Regions from separate parts of the Mus musculus genome. Here regions 1, 3 and 4 are each linked to region 2. A link is a loop called in an ENCODE intact Hi-C map of the cell type or tissue named here. Cell type or tissue: gastrocnemius. All regions are shown on one strand. Region 1 has its middle 11 kb from the start of Spag17. Region 2 holds the start of Gm38468 (a long non-coding RNA gene). Region 3 overlaps Spag17 (sperm associated antigen 17). Region 4 has its middle 20 kb from the start of Spag17.

Region 1 (8,000 bases), 640 kb before region 2:
CAAACTTCAAGAGCTCTGGTTAACAGGAAAGTCTTTCAGGGAAACTTCTACAGTCTAATAGACTGTGCCAATTCACACGATGCCAGGCTGCAGGGAAGGAAGTGCTGTAGGAAGGAGAAGTGAAGTTTCTTTGCTGATTTTTTTCCCACATTTTTATTAGATATTTTCTTCATTTACATTTCCAATGCTATCCCAAAAGTCCCCTATACCCTCCCCCCCACCCTGCTCCCCTACTCACTCACTCCTACTTCTTGGCTCTGGCATTCCCCTGTACTGGGGCATATAAAGTTTGCTAGACCAAGGGGCCTCTCTTCCCAATGATGGCCGACTAGGCCATCTTCTGCTACATATGCATCTAGAGACACGAGCTCTGGGGGGGTACTGATTAGTTCATATTGTTGTTCCACCTTTTGGGTTGCAGACCCCTTCAGCTCTTGAGTACTTTCTCTAGCTCCTATATTGGGAGCCCTGTGTTCCATCCTATAGATGACTGTGAGCATCCACTTCTGTATTTGCCAGGCACTGGAAAAGCCTCACAGGAGACAGTTATATCAGGGTCCCTTCAGCAAAATCTTTCTTTGCTGATTTTTAATAAGAAGGATCTATTTAGATGTGTGAGTGAGGTCTTAGAATTAGCTGTTATTATTGTGTCTGGGCCTATGTGTTCTCTCATGCTTTAATGTTTGTTTTGTGAAATTGTGGACCCCTAGATTTGGTGCATAAATGTTTACCATAGTTGTGTACTATTAATGAATCCTTTTTGTCAGCTCAATAGTATAAAATAAGAATGTTAGACATACCTTTGGAAGATTTCATAAGTTGCTAGTATTATGACCTTCTTGAAATCTAAGATTATAGTGAATTGTAGTTTGTATATGGTTAGTTCTCCAGGATTTTGTGTACTGGAAACTTGGTACCAATGTAGTGGCTTCAAGGGGATAGTGCTTATTAGAACCAGGCTTGCCAGAAGGCAATTGGGTCTACTCTTATGAACTCATAGGTATAGGCTTTGCTACTAGTAATGGATTGCTTCTGGTCCCATGGGTGGGGTTGGGTATCAGAGCTTTGGGATGTTTCCTAAAGGAGGTGGTTGTCATGTGAGGGGACCTGGTTCTCTCTATTTCTCTCTCTCTCTCCCTCCCTCCCTCTCTCTTTCTCGCTCTTCCTTATTTGTATACATACCATTGCTTCTCTGCTCAGCCAGGGATATCCCTGGGACATTACAGCCTTACTAGGACAGGAGATGTGTTGTTTGTACTTTCAAGAACTGTGAGAAGAATAAGTCTCCTTTCTTCATTCATTGCTTAACATCATCTGGTATGTTGTTACATCAGCATGAAAAGGGCAATGGTGACTATTTTCATAATTATGTGTGTCCTAGTTAAATAGTGCTTTAAAAGTGCAGCTGTAAAACCATGGTTCAGCATGTAACTACTTCTTACATTAACCCCAGATTTAAGATTTATTTGAGGGTATCCTGAAAATCTCAGCCCATCTACTTTAGCCTTCTGAGTGTTGAGACTGAGCATGGGCTCTCAGGCTGACCACTGTGTGTGTTTCATGTAAATCAGTCTCTATGATTTAGGTTTTACTTAAATTGACACGCACTCCAGCTTGTCTACACCAAAAAGAAAATTAAACAACAACATACCACCCTATCGCCTTGTATCCATATGGGAGTCTTCACCTTGTCTTAGTGTATCTTGCTTTGTCTTTGAGACCTGTTCTTTTCTACAGAAGAAACAAAGGGGGAGTGGCTCTGAGGGAGAAGGGGTATGGGTGTGGGACTAGGAGGAGTGGAGGGAGGGGAAACAGTGGCTGAGATGTATTGTATGAGAGGAGAATCTATTTCAATAAAAAGAATACTACCCCAGTAATAGTCCCCTAGAGAGCCAAGTGATCCCAAGAGACTCGATCACACTACATAAACCAGAAAAAAAAGGCCTTCCAAGTCAAGACTGAATAACTCCTTCCAGCATGAAGTAAATGTCACTCAAAAGACATTACAGCCTGAGAGAGGCATTGAGCACTCAGGTGGCCTTCCAGCCAGTGCTCACTCATATGCAACCCACTGCACAGTCACTGTTTTGGGGCATAGCAGAGATATAGCAAGTGTAGTGGAATAAAACTGTGCCTAGATTCATTCCTTCTGCTGGTGTACAGGGCCCTGCATTGGCCTTGATGAATCTAGTGAACTAGCAGGGGTGGGAAGGGCTGCTAGCAGAGAACTGGTCTTGGATTACATCTCTTGAGCATCTTGAAGGGGGAAAACAGGAAATTGTAGAAAGCAAGAGGAGAGAGGTACCAGGCCTTGGATGGTTTGAGATAGAAAGACTAACTGTGCCAACTCAATGTTAAGATGCCTGGGAAACACATTTGATTTGTCTTTATTTTGATAAGCGAAAGTAACTTCATCTTGATGCAAAGTTCTTTTCGTGATTGCTTTTTTCCTTCTACGTCAATATCCAGGCAAAACAAGCTACTGTGTATCTCAAAACTAAGGGAACTGAATGCATAACTAAACTATCTCAGTAGCTGGTATTTTGCTGTACTCAGTAGAGCAAATTGTCCTCAAGAACTGTCTTCGAGTTCTTTCCTATTCTTGGAGCTGGACATCACAAATAAAAAGTATTCTAAGCAAGGCATGTGCTTCCTGACTGGTAGCCATGTCTGCCACAAAGAAGGCCTCCTTCACACCTGCCACCAGGGAGCACAGTTCCTTCAGCCTCTCTCTCCTGTCAACACTGTACCAGAGTGAGGTATCATTGGCAGATCAGCAGTTGGTGTCACCAACCCTGGGGCCTTTCCCTTGGAATTCCTACCAGAGCAGTGACAGCTGGGAAGAAGACAGGTGTGTGAGGCATCCCTGCAAGAAACCTGCCCTGTTAGCCTGCATGGGAGATTCATGGCAGGCAGAGAAGAGGGGTGGGCAAAGCAGAATCTTAAATTGACATCCCTTAGACATTTGAAAGGTTTCTTTAGAGAAGTGGGAGCTGACCTACAGGAAAATGAAAAAAAGAGCATTTATTTTTTAGTGTTTAATTTTAAAGTAAGGATAGATAGCAAGCCCTTTGTAAGTTAATTAAAGCAGAGAAAACACGGAGAAAAGGCAATGTGAAGAGAATACAATAAATATGAAGGTTCTGGTTGGTATCCTGCAATCTTTCTCTTAATATGGCATCCATCCTTGAGTTTCCTCGTCTGGACGTCATATCCAGAATCATTCATTCCCTGACCCATTTCTGTTTCATTGCTGAGATGCCAGTACTAAGTAATATTTACCCAGCACTCTGTGCATTTGCATAATCACATCATAATCTTCTAACCTTAAATGGAAACCATCACTAATATTTATAGGTTAACCAAAGCAAAGGGGTTATCCAAAGTAAGATCTGAACACAAGCCCCTGGCATCTAAATTGTGAGACACTCTCCCTACACAGTGAACAAGACCACACCAAGCAAGAAAGGCATCCATACCTTTAGAAAGTCCACATGGAGGATGAGGTGGGAAGGGTCTTACTTGCATGCCCTATAGCCACCAGCTAAACAGTGAGCCCGGATTTCTACCATGTGCCTAATACTGATGAGGTGCTTCAGAGAAAGGAGAAAAAATTTGAGACATGGAGGATTCTTTACTTAACACACTGGCTAGGATAGTCACCAAAGCTTTTCTAAAGGGAACAAAACTTGCCCTAAGGAATACCAAGGGGAAGATGGGACCAGCTCAATGGAGAATCATCAGTGTGAGCAAAAATGTAAAAAGAATAATAAGTCATGAGGTTGTGGAGGAGATGAGGATGGGAAGGTTTTCATTATCTGAGATCAGCTAAATTGGAAAATAATGTCTGTGTTAGAAGAGGAAGGGGTGAGAAAAAAACTGGATGGAGAGAATAGAAAGAAGCAAACAGAACCTCACCCTGCCTTTTCTGTGTGTTAGCCCCTAAGGATAGACAGACCTTGGCAAAGCACAGAATCTTCCTTAAAGAAGTTGGGAAGGTAGACTCCAGGCAGCAGCAACAGAATTATTAGTCTTAGGTAGGTGGTGAAAAAGTAAAAAGCCTGTTTGTAGATAGATATAGCCACTGGCAGGATGGAGCAGAAATGAAACAGAACCCCTATCCCTTCACGGCAAAGAAGTTATTGGAACAGTGTCTATGTCTGGTAGCATGGTAATGCATAGTACTCTGAAAGGAATCTGTAATGGCTCTGTGCTTTGGTTCCAATTACAATTCTGCCATTTGATCACAGTGGAGCCCTGAGTGAGTCTCCCTATGCCTCAGTTTCCTCCGATGTTAAGCAAAGACAATTACAACATCACTCTTGTGCAATGATTTTGATAGTCATTGAAACAGCGCTGGCTCTGCAGTCACTGCAAGGCTCTTACATTCACCAGTGGGAGAATGTGTGCTTATAAATTGCATGGGCACTGATTGTTTAGCTTTACTCTGTCTCTTTATATCTATGAACTTACTATAGCCAATACACAATTTGTCAATAACATGAAAACATAATGAACAAAATTTAAAGGTCAGATTGTCATTAAAATATTAACATACAGATGATTGGTACTCTTGGAAGATTTCATAGACTATAAGTGTGTCCTGTCACTAAGTTCATCTGAGACACAGAAAGTTCCATTAGGTTATTGTCCTGAATTCAAAATCCTGATGGTTATATATATATATATATATATATATATATATATATATATATATATATTTGTAGAGAGGACATCTTTAAGCTATAATGAGTTTAGAGTTATAATGAATAGAGTCCAATGGATAAATGTAGATAGAAGTATAATGGAAATCCCAGGAAACTCCAACATGGGAGCTGCATGGTGGCTTCTGAAAAGCTGGGAAGGGGTATGGGAGTGCTATTTTGAGAGGTGTAGTAGGAAAGGAGAATCCGAGTGTCCCCTAAAGAATCAGGAAGATGGAAGTCACAACTCTGTTAGAGCAGGGGCAGCCTCGGTTGGGAACAGGATGACAGAAGTCTTGTCTGCTCTACAAACAGGCAGACATTTACAATCTTTCACATCCCTTACTGCTTTTAATTTCCCTTTTTTCCTTTCCTTTCTCTTATACATTCAACAAACCTTTGACCTCTGCTTTGTTTTTAACATTGTAAACTCTAGGGATACAAAGTTATATAAAATCTACCTTTAATAATGGTCGGGTCTGGTAGTTATGGATGCTAACTGACATAGTCATTTCTTGAGTCCTGCAAGAGGACCAACAATTACTGACTATTTTGAGAGACACAGTGGGTGCCTTTAAAGACAAGGAGTCACAAGCTGAGTGGTATATTCATTAAAGGTAGCTATGAAAGGGAACTAGCAAAGAAGTTGAGGCATGAGTTAAAGCAAATATGAGGAGCTTCCTGTGGCAGGAAAACCAGGCACACACAGAGGAGCTGAAAAAAAGGGACAGCACCAGAAAACATGGGGCTGGTGTGCTTAGAAGAGCGTGTGTCAGATTTTTGACTGTGACAAAATGGCCGAGGTGCCTCGTGCAGAAAGGGAGCTCACTGTAGTTCACATCTTCTAGGTTTCCATCCATGGCTAGTTGGCTTGTTGCTTTGAAAAGGCAGGAGTACACTGGTGGGCAAAGCAACCCATCTCCATGTTAGGAAGCAAAGAAAGATTATGAAAGAGACCAAAGAATGCACAGTCTCCTTTGGTACACACCTTCAGTGATGAGAAAGCTCTCCTTGGTCCTTGCTCTTAAAGTTCTGTATAAGGCTAAAGAGTGAAAATGACTCTTTAATGTGGGGAATGGGCAGCATAACAAAAACTGTGAAAACTACCCTTTAACACTGGGGTTGGAGGGCAGCCCAGATATAAGCAAAAGCAGTGAAGAGTCACTTATGTTCAAGAAAGCTATGAAACTATGTAGCTCTTACCCCTAAGAGCCATGGACAGGGACTGATTTCAGCCAACAAACACCTTTATAACCATTTCTGTTGACTGTGTGATCCCAAGCAAGGGACCTTCATGAGCCCCTTTTCTGAAGTCTGTACTAGAAAGTGCCTTGCTGGGTACTGTAATATCTAGGAAACTTTACAGCATGTTTATAGTAGGCCTGAAGTTTATGGTTCCAGGATATATGACTCCCAAGACTATGCTGCCCCTTAGAAAGACAAAACAAAATAAAACAAAACAAAATAACAAACCCTACAAGAGTATGCTCTAAAACTTAAAGATGAATTAAATGTGGCCTGCTGTAGTTGGAGGTCCCAGGATCTGCTCTCCAGCTGCTCTGCAGTTCCAGAGGGTTGAACAAGAAAACTGTACTCAAGGAAAGAGAGAGTGGCTTGTCCATCATCTTCAGGCTGCAGGAAGACTGAGCTTGTCCTCCATGGAAAACCATCTTCACACATTCCTAAAGTGCTTCAGTGCAACCTCAGGAGGAGGAAGAAACTATGTTAGGCAATGAAAACACTTTTCAAGGGTACCAGGGTGGGGTATTTCTTTCTGTCTGAATCTCTACATCAGAGACTTAAGTCAGAGTGGTAAACAGAACCCCCGCTCAAGCTCTTGAAATACCTTATAAATTCCATCAGTGTCTTTGAACTTTTTCCTTAACAGTTCTTCATTAGGGAAGTCTACTGAACCATGCTTTTCCTTTTGTATGTGTGCACACGTGTTTGGATGTGTGTGCATGTGTTCTTGTAGAAGCCTGAGGACAGCTTTGGCTTTTGTTCCTTAGGAGCTATCTACCTTGGCTTTCGAGACAGAGTCTCTCCCTAGTCCAGAGCCTGCCCAATAGGCTATGCTGTCTCACCAGTGAGATATGGGGATCCTCATGAGTTTGTGTCCTAGTGCTGAATTACACAACTGTGCTATCATGAGTAGTGTTTTTGCATGAAGTCTGGTGATGTGCTCATGCTTGCAATATAAACACTTTAGAATAGATATGCTGTCTAGAATATTCCCTTTGACAGAAGTGGAGACATGGAAACAAGAAGTTAAGATTCAAGAAAGAAAATAATCTTTAAATAATAATAATAAATAATCTCAAGTTAGGGAGACGAGTTACACACTGACAGATCAACAGTGTCTGTAAATGGCTACAGGCTAGTGATGTTGAGACATTGACTGAGGAAATTGTGTGGAAAGAGAAATTCAGGGTCCACCAGCCTGGAGAAAATCACTAGATCTGATCACTAGAGCATGTGGCATATCATGAACAAGGTTGAAAGGGAAGATAATTCATTCAGGCTTTGCTCAATGGAGAATGAGTCACACCCCAAGGGAAGAGAGGTACCTAAACAAATGCCTGCTGTATGTGGGCATCGTCAGAGAGATTGGCCTGTAGGAAAAGATATGTCACTCATCTATCTGTGATAAAGGAAGCACAGATGGTGGTTAAAATTTCTCAGCAAAGTAGGCAGTGAAAAGTCTAGGGGTATTTGAGAGGCCCTTGCCAGTTTTCAGCAAAGCCACATTGTAGCCTTTATGTGATGGTCTTGGTGGCAGGGTAGAGAGAGGGCAGTGTAAAGCAGAGTGAGGCTTCTTTCCCATAAGCCTTTGTGTTCCTATGCCTTTAGTGTAAGGTGAAGATGATTTTACACATTGGTGAAATAATTCATCCTTTTAGACCAATATAGAGTAAAACAAGTTTTCTTAGTGTACCACCAAGAATGCAGAGGGTATGGAAGTAACATGACAACCTATGTATGGTGATGGGCTATGGCGTTCTTCAGTTTGGAGGCATGTGGTCCTTGTTCAGTTAGGATGAGCCACCGTGAGTACAGTTTTCTGTCATACAAGTGAGTGCAGCTCTGTGGTAATGGGTTATGATCAATTTTAATTGACCTACTTTTTTACCATGTGGGTGGAAGGGCCTGCTTTTCCCATTCTGGGGACACTTGCTGCTCTGGGTTTGTATCTGGGTGCCATCCTCTTTCTGGTCCCTCTACTGTGACCTACCCTCCATATGGAGAATTTCTAAACGTCACAAATGACTTTAAGTTCATTTGTGGCTATAAAGCCTT
Region 2 (8,000 bases):
AGAGACCTCTGCACCCTTCTACCTCCCTTCCACCCAACTGGGTCCTGACCACTACCCCCTTCTCATTGGATGAAGACAAATAGTCCTTTGTAAGTTCTAGGGTCAGGGAGTCTGGAGCATTCTAGACTGATCCACTGGCTACAACCTTTCCCTTTGCACTTCTGCCTTCAAGAATATTTCTCTGGGCCCTGGCCCCTTATAGAAAGAAGGCTTCCTTCTAGAGTCATTGGATTTCCCAAATGCTAGGAAGGACAGAGGAGAGAGGGAAGGCAGGCATAGATGTTTTTCTGTCTTCTGGGCTGCAGTAGACAGATTCTGCTTCAAGGAGCAGACCTTGATGTGTTTCTTCCTTCCCATTGCACCTTCCAGAAATAGTCTCGGAGAGATGGGAAGACCTTCTCTGTTTCCCCCAAGGTTGCAGCAGGTCTGGTAGAGAACCAGACAATAGTCTTTCACCTTCCTGGAGGGTAGTGGTGGGTGGCAGAGGGATAAGACCCCTAGGGGTTTCCTGAGAACTTCAACCACAGCAAAATGCTGCCTGGAGTCTGGAGGTTAGGGAGATATAGAGTCAACCTATCCTCTGTAGGCTTGTGATGCCCACACAGTGTATCTCCCACAGAGTTATGTATATTAGAATATGGGTGGGTACGGACAGGATGAAATCAGCTGAAGAGCCTTTGTAGAAACATGAGTGAGTGATTGAGACCTGGGAGAGACTTGGGTGTACTGACCTTGGTTTTTCTGACCAGTTGACTGCCTTTGGTAGGGGTCTAGTGACATCAAACTGATTGCAGAGACCCTAGCTCCTTGCTGGCACATAGAAGGATGAAGAGAAAAATAGTTTTAAAACAACAAATCCTGGAGCACCCCCCCCCACACACACACACCACAGAAGTTTAGTCTATAAAAGTGCTTTAGCCAGAATAGATGTGCACAGAACTTCTTCTGTTCAATAATTATTAAATTCCTATCACTAAAATGTCACTCTGCTACACTCTCCCTTACATATTTTTTTGTGTGTGGAGCAGAGTGAGCATATTGCAAGCTGGCCTCTTATGGGATTTTAATACTCACAGGTCTAACGAATCAGAATTATAGGGCTCAGATTTGAGGATATTCACACTTTGGATCATTATGAAAAACAGTAAGAAGACTGTTGACACCCTAGAAGTTCACGATTTTCTTCCTGTGTTGTGGAAACAGAAAAGGAACAGCTTTGTGTTCAGAATTCAGGTCCCACTGTGGAGGTTAATTCTGAGAAGTCATTTAAATAAACTGCTCTAAAGGAATGCTTCCCATTCCCAAAGGCCTATCTTCCAGGAATGAACAAAGGACCTTGAGAATAATAAACCTAGAAATCAATTTTTTTTTCTTAATACATAAAACAGGGAGAAGGAAAGACTGACTTAGGGCTATTCCCACAATTGAGCACTTCATCAGCATGTATGCATACAGCAATGTGAACACACGTGCGCTCTCGTGTGTACACACACACACACACACACACACACAGACACACACACACACAGAACTCTGCAAATCTACTCACAGGATGTAATCATACTTAAAGGGGGGTTAAACAAGCATTTCCCAAATTCAGAAACTCCACAAATACACATACAATGTCACTTAGCTTTCAAAAATTACTGGAAAACTAACTTTTGTTATTTTATGGGTTTTATGTACATAATGAGAAGTACTTATGTGTCACAAAATGGCTTAATTTATGTAGCTTTGCCTTATATACTTATTTTGTGGTAAAAATTCCCTAACAATTTTCAGGACTGAAACTACAGTTGCTACACTGTAGTATAGATCTCCTCAACTTACTCCTTCTAGTTAAAAGTTTTGTATTACTTGACAAACACTAGGTTTTATTTCCCTTTCTTTCAGGTCATCCTTCCTGCTTTTTAAATTTGTATTTTCTCCTTACTTATTTTTTGAGACAGGATCTTACTTGAACTCTTCAGCCTCCAGAATGCTGGGATGCTATGCCTGTGGGGGAAAAGAAAACTAAACTAATTTTTGCACACCTTATGTATTTATGTATTATATCACTGTATAATCAAGGGAGCAGACACCAGCCTGGGGCAGCAAATGAACCCCGTTGTCCTACGGAATCCATGGAAAGCCTTAAAGGCTTTGGTGCAAATATCTGCTAGTTCAAGCATATTCCTAGGCTGCGACATTGAATTCTACTCTCCTGGCCAAGCCAAAAAGTCGCACAAATGGAAAACTTTGCCAAGGTAAGAGTGGGATGTGGGTAGGGGTGGGGCGGGCAAAAGTGATGTAGGTCTTGCCCTGATGCCTGTTTGGTTCAAACACAGTAGTGCTAGCTACAGTTCTCCTAAGGTGAAAGCAGGAAAACAGCGGGGACTGTGCCATGCTAACTGGTGACTTTGCTACCACAGATTCAGCGGACCTTCTAACTCACACACAACCCCCTCATGGTTCATTCAACCAAAGTATGATGTCTAGGAAAATACCATTCTGCACCCTCAAGCCAAAAGCAATCTCTTTTACCTTTTTGGTGACTCAAGCAGGCTCGCCTTTTCTAAGCCCAACTCTTACTTTCCCACTTAATTTTGGACCATTTTGAACCAGCAGAGGTGGGACAGGCTCACACCCTTTGTGGTGTCCGGTCATTAAAGTTACTTAATCAGGAATCTACCACTTAAGAAGAGCTCTAACTTCGAGTTTTCTTTCTTGGCCTGAGTTCCTGGGCAGGGCCAACATACTGGCCAGTGAAAGACTGGTAGGTGGATTGTCCCAGAACGCTAGACCTAGGTGGGAAGTGGAGTCTGGACTCCTATCCCTTTAAGGTAGGAACCAGGAGTGCCCTGGTGCCACCGCATCAGAATGCCTTGTGCACAGCAGGCAGCTCTGCTGTCCCACCGCTTGTCTCGCAGGAGTGCATGGCAATTTGGTTCGCACGCAACGAAGTCTAAAGCAGAGCGACTCTGGAGAGTCCTCTAGATTGAGACACAGACAGAAAGGAATCCTCTTTGTTCCAGGGGAGCAGCAACTGCTTGGGGAGTGAAGGGGAATTAAAAAAAAAAAAAAAAAAAAGTTGCGGGCTGAGTTTCTAGTCCGGCCCTGCTGAAGCCTGATCGGATAAAGCTTTGCGTGTGGCTGAGTTCTCGTGTGGCTGAGTTCTCAGGCTCCTTCAGGTCCGAGGCACCGGGCGATTCTTCACCCTTCAAGGAGGGCAGGGACCTTTGAGGAGGTTCGGCGGTGTGGACTTGATCTCTATGTCTCCAAGAAAGCCTGCCCTGAGCCCCAGCCCGAGCCATTGTCTTGTTTAGCTGTTTACAGATGAAGAGGGGCTGAGATCTTGCATACGTCTCAGTTTTCTGGAGGGGAAAAATGTCACATTGAACATTAACTATTTCTTTTTACTACATTTCCCTCAGAATTTGCAAGACAATTGCCCCTTTCTTTCTAGAAGGGCCTAACCCTTACAGCACAAGGGGTCTGAGCGAAGGGTGAGCTCCTGCGATTTCCTCGGACCTCGGAGCTGTGATCTCAGTTGTCGACTGCGTGGATCTCATTTGTGTGGCAGGCTGGAGGTGGCCTCCGTGATGCATAAGTGCTGAAGTCTGAGACCAGACCAAAGGGAGAGCTGAGTTCTCACCCCGACCTTTCCCATTTTCTGGATTTTTTGAGGGTGTATCTTATTTTGCCTGGTAGGTCCGTGAGAGAAGCCGTGGGACGCTTCTTCCTCGGACACCAGCGCTGGGATAGTCTCCAGCACCGTTTTGGAAAGCGAGGGTTTAGCTGTTTGCTCTTAGGGCTCTCAACTAGTCTGCGATGCTCCAAGTCCACAAACAAGCAAAGTCTCTCTGGTCTTGGGGTTCTGGGCCAGCGTTCCTAAGTCATGGGTATTGGAGAGGCCACATCTTGCTTCTTTCCCAGGGATTTTAATCTCCTGGTTCACTAAGATCCAAGATCACTAACCACCTTGAATGTGAAACAAAATCAGGACAAAAGGTACGGATACTGTCATCACTTGGACTGTTTTGAGGTGTGTGGTCTAAGAGCTAGACTCAGCTTCGCCACAGCTCCTCGCACTACTGCCGATGGCCGCAGCCTGGTTCTGCAACAAGGTGAACCAGGCCCTGGGCATGCTGTTCAGCCTGCGACAGGTCAGGAATGCCTGAGAGGCTAAGATGCCCAGATTCAGCTTGGGAAACCACCTCTAGCGGCCAGCATCTAGACTTTGAGGAGTTAGTAAGCAGCTCCTTAGGGTCCACACTCTACTTCCCTCTTCGCTAACCAGGTTCTATTAGTTCACAAGGGTCACAGACTTGACTCTGTGTCCCGGGGCAGGGAGATCATGGCACGTGTGCACCGTGATGCAGGTACAACCCTGGTGTTTGTGCTCTGTTGTCCCCACAGCGCCGGCCTCCTCAGCCTTGGAAATTTTCCGTTTCCAAGACTCAAAGGAAAACCGTAGTGACTGTTCAGAGGTGTGAGCGTTCTCGTGACATCACCTGGCTGATGTAGCAGCAGCGTGTAAAGTTTACTTCCTAAGTTGCCCTCCCCTCTTCCCCCATCATTCCCAGGTAAAGAAACTGATTGCAAAGGGAAGAAAAAGTAGCAAAATCTACCGTAGCAACACAGGAAATTTAACAGTCACAAGACTGCCCCCAAGTGATTGTTTTCGGAATGACATAGGCCGGCTACTTCGGGCTTATCTTTGTAGCTAATGACATCTTAGCTGGACAATCACCGAATCCACACATTTTTATTAATTCCACAAGGAAGGAGCAACGGCTCCAAGAACCCCGCTGTTTGAAGACTCGGATAATTCGTCCAATTTGTCTTTCAGCCTTACTACCGTGAGCCTTTTAAACTGCACTTTCAACATCAAACTCCTCCCCAAGAGGCAGTGTTCCTCCACCCATATACTCTCTCTTTCACCTTCTTCCTGGTTTCCTCTTTTCGAAACAATAGCACGGGCTGCTGGAGTCTGTCTGATGATATAACCCTTAAGGTATTCACAAGCAGACCCGGGGCCAAGTTATCAAAGGCCTGAGCTTTTTCTTCTGCCCCCCCCCCTTAAAGCTGTTTACTATTCAGGAAATTTGGTAATTATTTTTTTCTCTCCAAGTAGTGGCATTGCCCGCTTCCTTTTGATATTAGATCCTCCACGGGCCCCTAGCTTCATGCTGTAGAAAGAGGAGAAAGATGAAGGGACCGGATTCATTTTCCTTTACGTCATCATGTCTGCTAAAGACCAGCTGAGGGCTTCGGAGGCACAGGAAGCCTGGAGCTGGGAGAGCCCTCGGGCTCCCAGGGCAGAGGAGAGTGGCTAGAGAGTGGTGGGCTCAATCATTTTATTATACTACAAGCGCAAGGACTTTGTACCTCCTCCCCCACCAGGGTACCTTCAGTACTTTTATAACAGGATTGAAAAAACACCTCATGAAGGGGAAAGTTAACATTTTTAAAGATGCTTTTGTTAAGGATGCTCCACACAGAAACATATGAGGGTTTGTTTTTGACCTGAGAGAGTGTGGGCTGTGAAGGTTTCTGAATAGTCTTAATCTCCATCACGTTTACTGTGGTTTCCCCGTGACAGATACAGTGTCCTGCTCCTCACAGGTGATACTCATTAATATCTGCTTGTGGAATTTTGGGGAAGAGCAATGCAAGGGAATTCCCAAAGACCTGGGTATTTAATTCAATTCAATTTTTTTTAATCCTTCTAATGTATATACGTTTAAAGACACACACACACACACACACACACACACGAAAGACAGGGTTTCTCTGTGTAGCCTTGGCTGACTGGCCTGGAACTCAGAGATCCTCCTGCCTTTGCCTCCTGAGTGCTGAGATAAAAGGCATGCCCTGGCACCACCACCTGATTCATTTCTTGGGCTATTTCTGTGGTTGTTTTTCAAGAGAAGGCTTCTTTTTCTAGCCCTAGCTGTCCTAGAACTCGGTCTGTAGACCAGGCTGGCCTCAAACTCACAGAAATCCACCTGCCTCTGCCTCCCTAGTGCTGGGATTAAAGGCATGTGCCACCACTGTCCAGCAGAGTGAGTTCTTCAAAGCAGGATTAAGTATGCTGGATAGTGGGATGTTGATTTTCTTTAATGAGGTGAAGTTTTTCTTCCCCCACTAAACTGTAATATAGAGATCAAAGACTCAATGGTCATACTGTCATTATAAACAACATTGTACATATTGGACAATTGGTCACATTGGAAAACCATAAAGATAAGACTCAGCTTAAAGTGGGTCATACTGTTAGATGGTAGGGGCCACACCTTTAATCTCAGCACTCAGGAGGCAGAGGCAGGCAGATCTCAGAGGTCAAAGCTAACCTGGTTTACAGAACAAGCTCCTGGATAGTCAGGGTTACACAGAGAAACCCTGTGTTTCTTCTGACCACAGCCATTCCTTCCTGCTCTGAGTCAAGTATGCCTTGTCTCTATCTTAGGGCCTTTGACTTTGCTGTGCCTCTGGCTGGCTGGGTTTTCTTCCAGATATCACAATGCTCTCTTCTTTGAGCCATTTAGTCTTCCACATACATTTTAAAACATTATTTGCAAGTCTATCTTCATCATTTTTTCCCTTTTTTAAAATCAAAAAGAGATGTTTTCCCCCAATACAGTACATTCTGGTTATGGTTTCCCTTCCAACTTCTCCCAGATCCTTTCCCAGCTCTCCACCCAAATTCACATCACTTCTTTCTTTCTCATTAGAAAACAGTCATCTAAAAATGAAAACAGGGGAAAAAACGAAGAAAAAGCACAGGAAACATAGATTCGCACACACAGAAATCCTATAAAACACAAAAGTGCAAACCATAATATATAAGCAAAGACCTGTAAGGTTAAAAAAAAGTATCATGAGTCAAACAAAACAAAAACAAAAACCAACTGATCCAACAAACACCCTAAAAACCACAATTGAGTTCATTTTGTGTTGGCCATCTACTGCTGGATGGGATTTGTATACCCCGTGAGACTCCAGAGGAGAAAACTAACTTTTCCTTTGTGAGTGCCTATCTGTCAGAGACAGCTTCTCCCTTAGGGATGGGGGCATGTGTTCATGTCCTCTCTCAGAGCTAGGACGGTATCTTGCTTAGATCTGAGCAGGCTCTGTGCATGCTGCTATCGCCTCTGTAAGTGGTATGTGTGACTGTCCTGTTATGTCTAGAAGGCCTTGTGCACTTGCTGTCTTCCATCCCCTCTGGCTCTTACAATTTTTCTACCTCCTCTTTTGCAGAGTTCCTTATACCCTGAGGGAAGGATTTGATGGAGACACTCCATTTCAGAATGAGTGTTCCAGGGTCTTTCACTCTCTGCACATTGTCCAGGTATGGGTCTTTGTATTTGTTTCCATCTACAGCAAGAGGAAGCTGATGATGGCCGAGCAAGACACTGATCTATGAATGTAGCAGAATAGTTTGAGTCACTTTATTTGCAGCTTGATTTTATTTTATTTTGTTTAATTTTATTTAGAAACCATTCTCTATTAGTTTGCTAGGGCTGCCATAACAAAACATGATAGCCTGGGTGACTTGGCTGACATTGTCTTATGGATGTGGAGGCTAGAAGTTTCAGGTTAAGGTATAGTCAGGTCTGGCTTTCTCTAAAGATGGCTTCTGCCTATGTTCTCATGTTCCCTTTTTCCATGTGCACATTCCTTGTGACACTCTGGGCATCCTACATTTTAAAAACTCTTCTAATGAAGAAAGATACAAGTTGGGATTTGGCTGCAGTGCATGCTAATAGACTCAGTTTTTAGGTGCATATATATGGTAAAATATATATTATATATTAAATATATATTATGTATATATAATATATATAATTTTATATATATGAGTATTTTGCTTGCATTTATGTCTACACCAGGTGTGTGTCTGGTGCCCTTGAAGGCCAGAAGAGGGTATTGGATTTTCTGGAACTGGAGTTATAAATGGAGTTATTAGCTGCCATGTGGATTCTGGTCCCCTAGTAGAGCAACCAGTGCTCATAATC
Region 3 (8,000 bases), 700 kb before region 2:
TTCATGCTTTTCAATTGGGAAGAAGGATAGTGTAAATAATCTAGGTAGGTCTATTCTTAAAGGTATAGTTGTGGAGTGTGTATGTGTCTGTGTATATGAGGAACAAACAATCAATGGATAGTGGAAATTTACTTTTAAAAATTGAATTAAAATTTTCTAAAGTGTCATATGGACTTCAGTTTCCATGGCTGAACGTTACAAAAGTCTCTTTGACAGACTCAGTTACTCACCTCGTAATGTAACGGTAAATTGACAGATGTGGGCTTTTTCCCCTTTTTAGCTGAAGCACTTTCAGCAAGTGACTGTATTTCATCCATCTGCAAAAACGTTGAGTTAACTTGTAATGAATGAAAGATTAAAGGGACACACAGATCTGTGAAACTTTCTAATACATTAGTGAATTAGTGAATTAAATTAAGCCACTAGGGAACTTAGCAAGACAGTAGATGTAGTATTTATAACCTCTCTCGTCAGGGTGCTGGTACTCGCACATGTTTGTGCCACCTGACAGCTCTTCTCCACTATCTGCATTGCCCTCTGACTTGAGCCAGCTTGGATTTTCTATAGATATCGTTTTTTCAATTAGTCATGTGCCTTATTTAGCCTACTCTTTCATTATTATCTAACTCCGTACTAAATAATTCCTCAGAGACCTTTGCCTGGTGCCTGGACTGTTTACAGAAATCTTTGTCAATGGGATGAAGTTCCAATGGACTGCATTGATGAGAAGGTTAGCCCTTCCAAATGCAACATTTTACATTGGGTTTGCGCACTTAAAGTAACCCATCACAAATAACCAAGTAGTCCAGGACTACTTTGTTCACTGTTGCCTATTCTAACATTTCAATCCACAAATATAAGGAAGGATGGATGACTTTGGATGTCCCGAGGCAGAAAGGGACAGACAGGTACCTGCTGCAGAATGTCTTCCCATGACACAATACTGAAGAGTTTCCGCTGAGGGAGTCGAACAGCCAGGTCAAGGGCATGAATGAGAAGATCATCCTCAACTCGGTTCCCAACCACGAAGGCGATGGAGGCCTTCCAATCATTCTGTTACAAGAGCAGACAGAGGTAGCGGCTAAGTGGTCTTCACTGGGTAGCTTTGTGTCAAAGGCACTGAACTGAAAACCAGGATATGTTTCCTATTTTACTCAAAGGCAGAACTGACCTTGGACTACATGAGAGATTTATCAAAGCAGCCACAAGGCGGCAGAATTGTGCCAAATTTCATGCAACTTGACTGCAACCAGTTTTCTTAAGAAACCGGGAAATACCGGTTCTGAAGGTTTACATCCCAGTAAAATGCTGCCCCTCCCCCCAAGTTTGCATTTGCAATCAATATATGATTCATATGCCACAAATGTATATTAAAAATAAGTCTCAAAACAGTAACTAGCCATTGTTTCATTTCCTGATCCTCTCTTTAGACAGCTACTCTAGTGTTACATTTATAAGAAATTCAAAGAGTAATTGGTAAATGTTGGGTAAGACTGAGCGAGTTGCTAGTGAGAACCAGCAAACATCTTCTCCTACTACTGTAACACAAGTGAGACTGCTAATTCACAGAAGGATTCTTCCCACATCTGGGAAGATGGGTAAAATATTATTCTTGAACATGGAATTTTGTCTCACACAATTTAAAGAAACAAGTAACTGAGGGCAAGGATCTCATCCAGTGGTTGATTCTTTTATCTCCGTCTCTTATAATTTCTACTGGAGAAGGTAAATCCCTGGAAGATGGAGGAGGGGCTTTGTGCATTTACTCCTATCCCTCTCCACCTCCTGGTGTTTGCAAGAAGGCGGGTTTCTGTTTCTGAACAGAAACAGTCTCAAGGGGGAGGTAGCACCCATAACAAAGACACCATGGAAAGAAAGATGAAAATAAGGAAAGGCACCCGAGCCACATGACCCCACCAGGCCTCAATGACCTCCTGTGCAAAATAAGATAGCTGGGCATAGCAATATCTAAGCTATTTGCTAGCTCACTGGTTCTCAACCTGTGGGGCGCAACCCCTTGTGGGGTCAAATGACACTTTCCCAGGGGTTACCCAAGACCATCAGAAAACACAGATATTTACATTCCAAGTCATAAGAGTAGCAAAATTACAGTTATGAAGGAGCAACGAAAGTAATTTTATGGTTGGGGTCACCACAGCATGAGGAAGTGTATTAAAGGGTCATAGCATTTAGGAGGAGGAATTAGGAATTAGGAAGGTTGAGAACTGCTAGCTGGAGCTACCGCTAGAGGCCTGACATCAATGGAGTAAATCCTACTTTGGGCAGCTGCCAAAAGACCTGAAGTCTTCATGAAGTTTTGTTGTTGTTGTTGTTGTTGTTGTTGTTGTTGTTGTTGTGTAATTTTGTGAGGCTCTTTTGTACTTTGCTTTGCTCATAATCAGGCGGGTGTCAGAGCAGAATCCAGGTGAGAGGAGGGGCACAGGGTCCATTCTTCCTTGCCATCAAATAGGAGCTGTCTACAGTGTTGCTGCCTGCAGTGTTGCTGTCTACAGTGTTGCTGTCTGCAGTGTTGCTGTCTGCAGTGCTGCTGTCTGCAGTGTTGCTATCTGCAGTGTTTCTCCATGGAAACTTACTATATAACAAGATCCACCCAGTGTTCAGTGTTATTGGGAGGACATAACCACACATGGAAATAGAAAACTGTATGCTTTCCTTATGTGCTAAGTTTGCATGCATGGAGGTAGGCATGCCTTTGTTTTAAACTCTGGTATTAAGTTTAAAACAATCTTTTTGGATGAAAAATTATATATATAACAAATTGTTTAGAAAAGGATTCTATTGCCACAAACTGACCCTCTTTGCACTGGGTACCGCTTTTACCCCTCCCATTATAGCTGCATCTATAGAGAGAGCTGAAGGAGGAAAGTCTCTTCCGTTCTCATGGAAAAGTATTCATTGCTCATGGTAGGCGGTGTGTTAAAGTTTCAGCAATAAAAACTGCTCCCACTGCCCCCTTCTCCCTGCACGTTTCTTTGCCAATCCTTGAAATCTAATGGTGACAAAGGTTTGTCTCTCAGCTCTTTTAAAGGCAATTCCAGAAGAGGGTGCTGTAGCCTACCTACCCATTAGAATCCAGTGTCAAAGGCAGATGTTGACCATTCCAGACAAGAAGAAAGAGGGGTTGCGGAGGAAGGAACTAACAGTTACTGTGGATCTTCCATGTGCCAGGCACATGTTACCCTGCACCCTAAGTGACTCCGTGAAATAGGCACACTGCTATACTTTAGATGGAAAGGCAGGCCCAGAAGGTCAACACCTTGATTAAGATAATTTTGGCAGAAAACCATCTCACGATTATACTGAAAGCTGACAAACCTGATTGTTTCAGGACAGTTCTGAGAGCAAGTCACTAGAGTCAGAGTGATATTAACAATATGTTACTAATTGATGAAATTTACGATACTTGTAAAAGTATATGGTGCCTTCAGAAATGACTTATATTCAACCCTTAAAACACTGTAAATCACACTTTTTAAAATGGTATCTTACAGAGGGTGAGAGGTGAAGGCAATCCTCCACATTTCCCTCTTCAGAAGTTCAGTGCTCTGGGCTTTAAAAACAAACAAGTTCTTTCTTTATTTTCTTCAATCCATGGTCCTCCTAATTGCTGAATCTTGAGGTGTCCCTGATGTCACACTGAGAGAGTTCATTTAAGCTAGAGCAGAGACACTCTCCCCATTTGAGAGGGTCTAAGAAGTCTACCCATGGCCCCGTTTCCACTCACACACTGGGCCTTAAAAAGCTGCCTCCTCATTGGTTCTGTCCTGTGAAGCAGGATCCATGAAGGATGTTCTTAGAGCTGCAGTTTCAGTCTAATGAGATGGACTGGGCCCCAGGAAACCTGAGATAGAGTGGCCTGAGATGTAGTGACCAAGGCCACCAGGGAAGGCTTGCAGGGAAGGCTGCACAAACTCCTTTCTGCAGCAGGGGGCAGCGGGATGCTAGGAAATGCATGCACACTGCTGGATGAAGGAGGAGTGGAGGACACCTCAATAAAGGAGGCTCTAAACTATACTTCTGGGTCTTTCTGTTAGCATTCCAGGAAAACTGCAGGTTCCAAATCTCTACCAACAACAACTGCTTTAAAAATAGGACATTGTTTTAGAAAAAAAATGGGACACAAACACAATTTGGGAAAATGCTGTTTAAAAAAAAAAACCAAAAAAACCAAAAAACAAAAAACCTCCACTTAAATCCCACTTCCACTTCAGCATACAGTTAAACAGAGTCCTTAGATTTAAGCTCACGAGGAAGTCAGAGAAATATGATATAGTAAGAATGAATACTGACCTTGAGAGAGGGAGATGGCAGTGCCATGTCACAGCCAAGAGGACAGGCTTGTGAGTACGTACGGTAGTGGTACTATTCCTACCTGTAGGTGAGTTGGACAGTTTGGGAAGCTTGAGTGTACTTTACAAGAGCTGAGAATGAAAACTGTCCACTTCAGGAAACACAGTGGCTGTATCTATTCAGTGGTGAGGGAGGGGACTTTGTTTTTTTTTTTTTTTTTTTTTTTTTTTTTTTTTTTTTTGGCTCACTCCAACATCTGACAATGATGGTGGCTCTCTGCTACCTGGAGACATATGTGACACAGATAATGCTGTGTGATTGATAAAGTTGGTCAAAGGTGGAACGAAACCATGTATGGACACAACCCATTACCTTCTATTTGCTGAACCAGTCTTACCTAATTTGAAGCCCGGCAGGAGGGCGTCTCAACCCAAACACTTACATGTAGTCTCTAAGGCAAGAAAGCATTCGGTACATGCAGGGAGGCTTGGCTAGCTCAGAGAGTCTCCAGTCTCACAGACATGGGGTAGATTTAGAACTATTTTTCTTTCATATATTAAAAATTCTCCAAATTTCACTAGGCATTCCATATTCTAATGTGATTATAACAACTCTTTCACTAGCAAGTGGGACACAGCCTTTGGTCAATGGGTCTGTGATTTTTTCCTTCTATTAGCAAGAACAGTCAGCTGATACAAGAAGGACAAAGGAAGGCTGCTTTAGTGGTGGCCTTCTATAGCACGTTTTGGGAGGAGATGTCCGTGGACCTCTACCCAGAACTGACCTGAGAACCTTCCTTAGAAAAAGACATATAAGAGTCCTAAGTAAAATCCACACAACACTGAAGAAGCTGGAGTTTGCCGAGAGCCATTTAATATAAAGGGTCAATGCTCAGCTGGAAGGAAGGTCTTCCTGTCCTGTGGATTTACCACCTACTATCGAATGGACAGGGTTCGTGAACGTCTTTCTCATGCTAGTTTTTTTTTTTTCCTTTCAAAAGAAGACTTGGCTCTCCATCAGCGGAGGAGTGTTAGTGTGGGCTTTTGGCCAGGAGAAGAAATATTTTCATTACCTCAAACTGGCTGCTACAGTTGTATCTGTTAAGAAGGAATTTTTTAACTGTAAACTAAGTTGAGGTTCAATATTAGACACGTCGTACAATAAGCAAGTACAATATTAATGACCATGCATGACTTTACCTGACTCTCCTTATTAAGCAGGTATGTATCAAAGACCCTCTTCTAATTACATAGCCTTCATAATTTCTCATAAAACTTAGTTTGATATACTAGTGTGTACTGCAATGAGGGATCCTTATTTAGGAATCAGACCATTTGGCTATCATGTTTTCACAATAGAAAATAGAAAGAAAAAAGGCATGGGGATGCATTTGGACACTCTGAGGACTTTGACTCTTGGAATCATAAAGTGTGAGAAAGTAGCACACTAGGTATCTGTGGGGTACACATTCTGCACTCCTTCAGTCCCCAAGAGCAGAAGACATTGGATTTGACCTGAAGTGAGTTCTACCAGGGGTCAGTTACAAGGATTTGGGACCTGGTGATACACGTTTCCTGAGACCAACTCGGGTAAGCACGTGATGTAGGAGGAAGTAGACTGCTCAGGACTCATGAACGGCATCAACTCCAAAGCCAGTCCTTCTCTCGTCCCTCCTTCTCATTCTTTCCCATACTCATCAAAATGATGTCCTGGCTCCTCCTCCATTCACCTGCTATGAAGAGGCCACAAGTTCTGTGGAGCTGAAATTCTGTAAGCTTTAGTCATTGTGGAAGCAAGTAAAAGTGCCACAGTGGGAGAGAGGGCATGTCCCAAGGAAGCAGCTCACCACACCAGGACCAGAATTCAGTAGAGGGCTTCATGGCCTAAACCTGTCCTGACAGCAGTACCACCTCCCACTCATGTTAGTCTATCATCTTTATCCAGGGGTACACGGGAACCAAGGGCCACCACTCTCTTTGGCAAAGTCGAGCTTCAAGGAGTTTGTGTCTGCCACAGAGGTAGTGCTGTAGTTGGGTGTTCTACCTGGAAGCAGGCTGTTGGTATTTTCCCAGCAGCACCTTAGGATGAGCTGAATGTGTAAGGCTGGCTTAGAGGACATTTTTATTGTAGAGGCCATGGCCATCTCTAAGAAAGAATTGAGAGTACAAGGGAGTTTATTGCCATGGATCACCTACAGCTCCCTCCCATAGCATCCTACAGCATGGCAGGATGGATTGCTGAGTACATATTTCTGATGTTAGCCCAGGTATAAACCAATCTTATGTATTTTTAAGTGGAGGACAAGCTATATACAGAGGAACCCCTGTGAGAGAAGCTGGTGGCTCCCCTTTCCTCCTGTCCACTCCTCTCTCTCTTCCCACCCTAGTATCTACAAATTGAGGCCACTTCCAGCAGCCCCTTCGACAGGTGAAGAGGCTCCTGCACACTGCAGTCATTCTCGAGGTGAACACTGGTGCACCTTGGGTGATTAAGAGTCCTGGTTTGGAAGATAGCATGGTTTGATTCAAACTGTGACAGACTAAGTTGTTGAGGGCCTGGGTAAATGACCCAACATTGCTGTTTTCCATGTAGAAGTGAAAGACAGCAATAACAAGACCTACCTCTCTGGATTGCTAAAAAGATTGAGTAAAAAAAAAGAGTCTACTGAGACCGTTCTCTAGCAGTAAATACGCATAGCTGACATCATGAATATTAATGGAGTGGAGCTTCTGCTCTTAGATGTCATTGTCCTAACATGGATGCTTCAGGCACAGTGAACTTATAGTTGATTCAAGGAAAAACAATATCAGAATATCAATAATAGCACTGTCAAAATCAAGTGTTGACTTGAATGATAGTTTGTAAGATAATTTTCTCTTTGAAAATAATAAAGATGGCATGACTCTAAAATAATTTGTTTCCCTGGAAGAGAGTGCCTAGGTTTCTCTCTATCTGTCTGTCTGTCTGTCTGTCTCTCTCTCTCTCTCTCAAGAGTTGTAGGAGAGAACAGTAGACTGTGACGTGAGGTGCCTTTCTGTCAATTTGGATATTGTATAAACTCTCAGAAATTAATTAGGCAACATTAACCACAACCACAACACAATATAACACAATGCACTGTAGATAAGTGAGGCAGCTTTAAGCTGTGGATGTGTGCACTTGGTTTTAGTGAAGAGGTGTCCCCCAGAAAACTTCTCACTACAAGTGAAATCTGTTTCTATGCCTCAAAAGTGCAAATGGGTCCATTGTTTGGAGGGGGAACAGCACGTTAAGCTGGTTAATTTTTGTGGCTCTAGATATAAAACACAGATGTCCATTCAGGGCTAGTTTTTAAGAACAAAAGGAAAGAGAGTGAAGTTTCTGGCCTGGGGCTGAATTCTGGCTCCACCACGCCTTCAAGGTGTAATGAAGTTTACCACCTATTAGACTCGGGGTCTTAAGGGTTGATTTGCTAATTACATAAGTAAATAAACCCCATGCCTCTATCGCCTGGAACACTTTATTTTTCTTCAGGGTACCCACATATTAAAAAAAGATTCCCAGAATTCCTGGATTCGTTCAGAGGGAGCCTTGCTAATGGTGGTCTTTTCTGCAACAGAAAAGGTTCTAGGACATGCCATCTAGACTGCTTCATATTCATCCCACACACTTACCATATAACAGTTTTCCATAAATGCTTCTTGAACTAG
Region 4 (8,000 bases), 630 kb before region 2:
ATATCCTTGAAGCTTTTATCATTTGCAGTTACAATAGTATTTATTGCTGATGCTTAGACTGACAAAAGCTATCCATAAAATGCGCACTAACACACAGAAATGCCAAGTGTTTGGTCTGTTTATTGGAGAATGGTTTGCTGAAATGTGGCAACAGACGTACCTCTTAAACTTCTCACATAGAATTGCACACACGGATAGCTCATTCTTCCTCAAACACAGATTCCCTGACGTCATTCCCTGATCCTGCCATCATGTGCACGGGGCTATCTGTCCAGGGTGTGCAGCACTGGGATGATCATGTGACACAGAAGTTGTTAAAGCAGGGCAGTGACATGGCCTTAGTCCCAAATAGTTCTGTCCGATGTAATGTGGGAGATTGTTTTTTTTTTTTTTTTATGCCTGAGGTCTGTGAATTGGACAAAATGACAACAACTTATTACTCAAAAATCTCAGTGTCACCATTGTTTTTGACATATTGCAAAGCCAGAGAGGACAGTGTACCTACCTGATGTCATATTTTAACAATCTTTCTGGAGACTTCTTTTATAGATTCTTCCTTTCTCAAATAGTTATAATTATATTAAACAACAAACAGATATATAGTTATGGTGATTATTCCTTCTCTTTCTCCTTGTGATTTTAATGACAACGAAAAGTCAAAATTCTGAATTCCGAGTGAAACTGGGAAATATCTACAAACACAGCAAGCCTCCCTTGTCAAGAAGAGAGAGAAGCACCAGCCCCCAGTGTGAATCCTACAAGCTTGGTGTGTCATGGCTAAGCAGCAGTCTTAAGCCTACTTCTTTAAAAGAAGGCAAGCATAGGCCTTAGGAAACGGGAGCATACAGTCACAGCCCAAGCCAGTTTGCCAAGTCTAAAAGGCACAGTGAAGTATCTCCACGAGCTACAATGTGACCCCCAGACAGCACTAAAACACATCAAAATGCTTTTTCTAAAGGGCTCTTGGACACATAGCGAAGGGGAAATGCTTAAATAGTTAGAAAACAGCTCAGAGTCTCCCTTACTTATCTTTCTAGCAAACTCTAGACTGACTGTCCCTCTTAATAGTCCATCACCACTCCCCATTTGCCACCCTCTTTCCTTACTCTCTGAGCTTGTTCTCTTGTTCTTGGGTTATAGTAAAGCTTCCTTGTTCTCATGTAGAATACACTTTTCCCTTTTCTCTGCTTTTCAGTGTTTGCATGTGTTGGCGTGTACTCTGCCTCTTGTTGCTGGAATGAATGAAACAAAATCAACTTAAGAAAGCAACACCTTGAGGCAGCAGGAGTTTGAAGCATCTGGTCACAGCAGCTATACGAAGCAGAGAACAGGGGCCTGGGAAACTGGCTCAGCTATTAAGAGCACTTCCTGATCTTCTGGAGGAACCAAATTCAGTTCCCAGCACCAACCAGCCTTACAAGCAGCTGTAATTCTACTTTCAAGGGATTCACCATCCCCTTGGAACGTCTGAACACCAAGTAAATACACAGTGTATGTTCATGCACTTGGGCAAAACACTAATACAAACAGAATAAAAATAAAATTTAAAGAAGGAAAGAACAATGAATGAACATATGCAACTTATTGTTCAGCTCAATTTCTCCATTTTATATTGTCCAGGGTCCCCTGCCCATGGAATGGTCCCACCAACAGTTAAAATAGGACTTCCATATCAACGAGTATAATCAAGGTAATCCCCCTCAGGCATGCGCAGAGGCTCATCTCTCTGGTAACTCTTGATTCTGTCAGGTTGACCATTGACAGAAGGAGAACATGTCACTCCACTCAGCACAGTAAGGGCTTGGCAGTTCAGCTATGCAATAAGATTCTCCTCAGAAAGCAAGGGGAGGAATACTGTAAGCGCATAAGATCCTTTGTGTTTGTCCATAAATGTAAATGTGAGTCCCTAAAACATTTGAAAAATTACAGCATCATGGTATCTCATATGATAACCACAGAACGGGGGCCAGGCCAGGCACTAGGAAAGACCAGTGTTTCACTTTCAGCCGTAGCAACAAAGAAAGATGGGGAAGAAGACGAAAGGGAGTGGACGGAGCATGGGCTGGGGAGGAGAAAAGGGGTTTGTAGGCAATGAGTATTTTAAGAGTCTATCCAAAGCTTCCAAGTATCTGCTACATGGAAGAAGAAAAATTTGGAAAAATGCATCCGTCCATGTACTGTTGTAGAAAATAAATGTCTGTGGCATAAATATTATTGTATTTGTGAACTAATACAAATGGGGAAATGTATATCTGTTAATATAATATTAAGAACTCTTTTCTCTATGAGATTTCTAAACCATTGATAATCTTTAGAGAGAAATTCAGTTTCATTCATAATCTGTATGCGAATATTCATGCACAGGAAACACAATTTTTATAAAATGATACTAATTTTATATGATAGTATGATAATAATGTTTATTATTTTTAGCATGTAGCCTTTTTAACTCTCCCAAGGACAATTTCCCGTTTATTGTTGTTTTTATTTTTTGTATAACTGTATGTTTATTTAGGCACATACATACACAGAATATTTTCTCAGCAATTGAAGAAATTCGACTCTTTATTTATTATTATTATTATTATTATTGTTGTTGTTGTTGTTGTTGTTTTGAGACAGGGATTCTCTGTGTAGCCCTGGCTGTCCTGCAACTCACTTTGTAGACCAGGCTGGCCTCAAACTCAGAAATCTGCCTGCCTCTGCCTCCCAAGTGCTGGGATTAAAGGTGTGTGCCACCACGCCCGGCCTTGACTTTTTAATGAAATAAAAATGACTACAGTAAATTGGAGAAGCACAGAACAGTTTATCCAGTGAAAACTCCCCCAAGGACAATTTCCCAGTTTATTGTTTTTATTTTTTGTATAACTGTATGTTTGTGTGTATATGTAGAATTGTTATTGTTGAATTTTTATCAGTATATTCTTGTATGGCTCATGCTTGAAATTGAAATGTCAGTGTTTTATATTTCCCCTTTTTATATCAGCATGTCCTTTTCTTCTTTTAATATTTTGTTAGCACCACACATGACCTTCCTTATTCTGCTTTCCTTTTCCACATACACACCCAGTCACTGGCACCCACTCTGTGCAGAAATATATTTTAACTTCAAATAATTTCCACACCTACTTTGTTTAAAGAAGAGCTACGAAACATTAAATTTAATTTATGAATCCCTCTATTTGTGTTCCAGTCCTCTGCACGTGCACACACACACACACACACACACACACACACACACACACCACACTGTGTTGCTGCTGTGTCTCTATATGGCAATGACATTAGAGTTTTTGGCAAAAGGCAATGTATAATCAATTATCACCTGTCACAAATGGCTTTTAAGATCCAGCCAGATATTTCGGAAACAGTGCTTAGCTCCAGCAAGGAGGGAAAAGTCTCCCCTTGAAAGCAGTGCAGCCCTCAGCCTCAATCCTCCATCCAAAGAAATTTCGACAGCTCTCAGCTTAGTCAATACAAAACAGCATCTTGCAACTTACATCTGAGAAAATCTGTTTTAGCATTTCAAAACTGGTTTATTGATATGATTGTTGCTAAGGAATGACAGCAAAGCCTTAATCATTTTTTTTTCCTCTGTAGGGAAATAAGAGTCTTCCCAGAACCAGTTACTAGCCAACGCCTGATCTTGTTTTCGCTGTAATGTTTAGTTTGATTTCAAACTCACCCACTGAGAAGAACTAGAATTTGGACCCTCTGATCCCACTACAGATACACTTTCTTTCCTCCTTCTTCTCCATGAAGTTCTTCCGAAAGATAAAACTCAGCCATTGTCTGTCCTTCCAGCCAGAGAAAAATACCAATACCCAACCCAGATGTAGTTGTATATTTTCAAATTTCATCATTTTCTCCACACTAGGGATTTAGTAAATGCTACTAAAACGTAAACACTTTTCCTGAATGATGTGAGTATTAGCAGATGACTTCAAGCCAAGCCTCCCCACCACCTCCATTTAAAAAGGTCCAGTAACTTTCCTGGTGATGGTCTTGCTGGATGGACACCCTGAAGATGGCTGTATTTCTGCAGGCTCAATCCCTCATTCGTGAAGGCTGAATTAGATAGTCTGATGATGGTTTTGAACTTTAGCATCCTCAGTGCTTCTGGTTAAATCTGTGGACTGCCTTTAAAAGGAAAAGCTTTCCTAAGCCTCCAGAGGGCAGTCCCATACCAGATGTTTTGATGGATACAATCAGTGAGTTGGGTAGAGAGACATAGACCCAGTCCTTTGCTCAGGCCAATGTATAGCTGACCAAGTATATCTGCTGCCATGTAGGGATATGAGTTGGGGTGAGTATGGGGCAGAAGTAAGCTGTCCATATTGATGTCTAAGTAATCAAGGATTATAGCTGGATGTCTCACTTATGATAGTCTTCATTTCAGTAGTGCCCCGAGACATGCAGGCATTAATCCCATAAACTGGCCACAGATTATAGATTATATAACTATAATCTGAGTCTTGGGGTTTAAAGTAATAACACTATGTATGATTATATATTTGTATATGAGTTTCTTAATAAAAATATGCTCTAAAGGAATAAATTTGACTCAAACATTTGCATTTTTTAAGTTCATACATGCAGTTCTCTTAGCTATCTGCAGCTCACTTCCTAAGGCCATAGTTACTTAACAGTAGATCTTAGAAGCTATAGGATCCAGGATTCTGTAAAGTAGTTTTTGTGGGTCTCTGTGGATTTGTACTCCTTTCTTCTAAAAGATAAGAAGCAGGAAATATTCTCTATTATCAACAGACTGACATTTTCAAGTGGGTCACAATGATAGAAGTAAGAGTAGTCACACTTGTTAATGTTTCCAAGGAGAAAGGGAATCTTAGGCATCTAGGGAAGTTATGTTTTAGGAGCATAAATAAGCATATATAATTGGATTTGCTCTCTCTCTCTTTCTCTCTCTCTCTCTGCGTGTGTGTGTGTGTGTGTGTGTGTGTGTGTGCTGTACACTGATGACATTCATAAGATACAGTTACAGTAGCCTTTTCTTCTAATATACCCAGCTATCAATGCATAGGGATGGTCTCACATTAAAGTCATGACCACTGGCTTCAGTTGGGCTCTGAGCTGCCTGAGATCACTACGCCAATTCTTTTTGCTAGCCACGCCTTCACTCTTCTGTATCTTTTGTCTTTTTCTTTCTCTTGTAGCACCTCATCCGACTTCCTTAAGTTCCCGGCATGGTTGTCTTCACACCTGTGTTGCCACCACTAATTATATGAAACATATAACTCTCTATTCCTATTGTTTTCTCTCAGTTTTCTGTTTATGGATGTGTTAAAACCTCTGACCTATGACTGGACCCCAACCTTTCTTTTTTCCCTCCTACCTCAGGGCATCTATCAAGGGCTACATAGCACATCCCTAAAAGACATGTGTGAAGAGTCCTAACACCCAGCACTTCACAGTGGGACTGTGTTGGGAGATGAAGGTAAATATGGGCCAATGATGTTATTGGGGATGACCCAGCACCATGTGACTGGTGTCTTTCTGAGGAGATAAGAACACGGGCACATGCAGGGGAAATATTATGTGAAGACTGAGGAAGAAAACAACTCCAATTCCAGAAGAAGACAACAATGACAAGAGTCTGATCTTGGGCTTCTGGTCTCTGAAATGTCAAGGAAATGAATTTGTGTTCTTTAGAAAACTGTAGGGTTATTGGGCCCTGCCTCTGCTCTGTCACAGGGCCCGCTGCTTGGGGAGGCAGGATGCCGGGAAGTTGACTTACCCCAAGCAGTTGCCTGACCAGTGTTGGGACACTGCTCCAGGAGTGGGGAAGTGCAGTCTGAGGTATGGGACAGCTGGACCTGGCTTGGAGATTCCTGGGCCTGCAATGAGTCTGGGGCCTCCTGGTTCTCAGGCTCTCTGACACCCAGGTATTGCTGGGAGCCCTGGAAGAGCTGAGAATGGAGTGGGGGCCCTTGAGTGGGCTGGATGTAGCCCAGGCTGAGGGGAAAAATGGGGTAGCTCTGGCTGGTCCCAAGAAGGTTGGGGGAGAGACCTTGGCTTGAAGGCAGCACGCTTGGCTTGATGACAGCCATGGCTGCGAGCAGAGAGAGGCCTTCTACGGGAGATTAGACAGTGGCTCTGTAGGCAAAGAGCTTCTCCGTGACTTTCTATGGCAGATCCCTATGAAAAGAGGCAGTCCATGGTTTTTTGTTGTTGTTGTTTGTTTGTTTGTTTTTTGAGACAGGGTTTCTCTGTGTAGCCCTGGCTGTCCTGGAACTCACTTTGTAGACCAGGCTGGCCTCGAACTCAGAAATCTGCCTGCCTCTGCCTCCCAAGGGCTGGGATCGAAGGCGTGCGCCACCACTGCCCGTCTCAGTCCTTAGTTTTAAGGCATTTGTTGTCATAACAGAAAGTAGATGAATAAAACTGTGCCCTATTTCTCAGGTGGGCCTGAGATTAAATATCTTTTGCAGGGAGGAGTGTCTGGGAAAGAACTAAACCTCCAGGCCTTTAGATACCTTATTAACATGGAGATCTGTCTTGAACCTATGTGAACACAGGTCACATCCTCTACCTATGGAGGGGTTAGGGGCATTGCCCTTACATGACTGATACCCACAAATCTATGGAGGGCTGCGACTAGTGACAGGGGCCTTGTACCTGGGAACAGGTGAAACGCCTACTGTCCCTTCAAGGTCTCCAGGGTTTCAAACTTTAGCTCACTCTTCACACTTGAGCTCTGACTGCCCCAGCCCCACCTGTAGACTTTGCAGACTGCGTTTCAACAAGCATTTCGGCTTGACTTACATAAAATACAACTTGATACTTGAGCTGCATTTGAGCGTTGTCTTTCTACATTACATCATCAATGGTCTTCTAGTTTCTCAAGGCAAAACTCCGCAGTCCCACTTCTCTTTTCTTTCAACCACGTCTTCTGCTCAATCCAGAACAATACCCTGCTTCTTTTAATGTGCCTAGACTAGAGCAACCTCTGTACCTCCATGGTGCAAATCATTGTCACCTCTGTCTTTCTTGTAGCCTTCTAGCACCTTGTCTTGTCCCCATTCTTGCTCCATAGTATTCAACTCAGTAATCAAGGTGATATATATATTTTAAAAACCGTAAGTTAGGCCTAGAGCAATAGTTCTTTTTTTTTCCATTTTTTTATTAGGTATTTAGCTCATTTACATTTCCAATGCTATACCAAAAGTCCCCCATACCCACCCCCACTCCCCTACCCACCCACTCCCCCTTTTTGGCCCTGGCGTTCCCCTGTACTGGGGCATACAAAGTTTGCGTGTCCAATGGGCCTCTCTTTCCAGTGATGGCCGACTAGGCCATCTTTTGATACATATGCAGCTAGAGTCAAGAGCTCCGGGGTACTGGTTAGTTCATAATGTTGTTCCACCTATAGGGTTGCAGATCCCTTTAGCTCCTTGGGTTCTTTCTCTAGCTCCTCCATTGGGAGCCCTGTGATCCATCCATTAGCTGACTGTGAGCATCCACTTCTGTGTTTGCTAGGCCCCGGCATAGTCTCACAAGAGACAGCTACATCTGGGTCCTTTCGATAAAATCTTGCTAGTGTATGCAATGGTGTCAGCGTTTGGAAGCTGATTGTGGGGTGGATCCCTGGATATGGCAGTCTCTACATGGTCCATCCTTTCATCTCAGCTCCAAACTTTGTCTCTGTAACTCCTTCCATGGGTGTTTTGTTCCCAATTCTAAGGAGGGGCATAGTGTCCACACTTCAGTCTTCATTCTTCTTGAGTTTCATGTGTTTAGCAAATTGTACCTTATATCTTGGATATCCTAGGTTTGGGGCTAATATCCACTTATCAGTGAGTACATATTGTGTGAGTTTTTTTGTGAATGTGTTACTTCACTCGGGATGATGCCCTCCAGGTCCATCCATTTGGCTAGGAATTTCATAAATTCATTCTTTTTAATAGCTGAGTAGTACTCCATTGTGTAGATGTACCACATTTTCTGTATCCATTCCTCTGTTGAGGGGCATCTGGGTTCTT

What was found. Hi-C counts contacts between places; a loop is a spot of excess contacts. Peaks named below come from ENCODE experiments on the same cell type or tissue, not always from the same donor. Only the 100,000 strongest peaks of a DNase experiment are listed, where the experiment ranks them.
Region 1: a loop joins it to region 2, with 2.9 times the contacts of the local background. A loop is called at or near these places in 7 of 42 quality-filtered maps.
Region 3: it touches region 2 in a loop (9-fold over the local background); 23 of 42 quality-filtered maps call a loop at or near these places.
Region 4: a loop joins it to region 2, with 5 times the contacts of the local background. A loop is called at or near these places in 7 of 42 quality-filtered maps.

What each region holds. Positions count from the first base shown.
Region 1 is chr3:99,870,156-99,878,155 of GRCm38, reverse strand. No RefSeq gene overlaps it. Among named protein-coding and RNA genes, the nearest start is that of Spag17, 11 kb to the left of the region's middle. In gastrocnemius, no CTCF peak of the experiment used is centred here; no DNase peak of the experiment used is centred here.
Region 2 is chr3:99,230,832-99,238,831 of GRCm38, reverse strand. Gm38468 (a long non-coding RNA gene) reads right to left here and starts at 1,924. Exons shown (of 3, transcript XR_375892.3): 1 at 1,075-1,924; 2 at 732-810. In gastrocnemius, a CTCF peak has its summit at 4,655; a DNase peak (open chromatin) is centred at 4,664; H3K4me3 peaks cover 1,036 bases; H3K27ac peaks cover 359 bases.
Region 3 is chr3:99,932,299-99,940,298 of GRCm38, reverse strand. It overlaps Spag17 (sperm associated antigen 17), which reads right to left. Exons shown (of 49, transcript NM_028892.4): 2 at 913-1,053; 3 at 231-317. Among named protein-coding and RNA genes, the nearest start is that of Spag17, 51 kb to the right of the region's middle. In gastrocnemius, CTCF peaks have their summits at 1,204 (motif pointing right), 3,073 (motif pointing right) and 3,946 (motif pointing right); DNase peaks (open chromatin) are centred at 1,220 and 3,939; H3K27ac peaks cover 49 bases.
Region 4 is chr3:99,861,071-99,869,070 of GRCm38, reverse strand. No RefSeq gene overlaps it. Among named protein-coding and RNA genes, the nearest start is that of Spag17, 20 kb to the left of the region's middle. In gastrocnemius, a CTCF peak has its summit at 4,163 (motif pointing right); no DNase peak of the experiment used is centred here.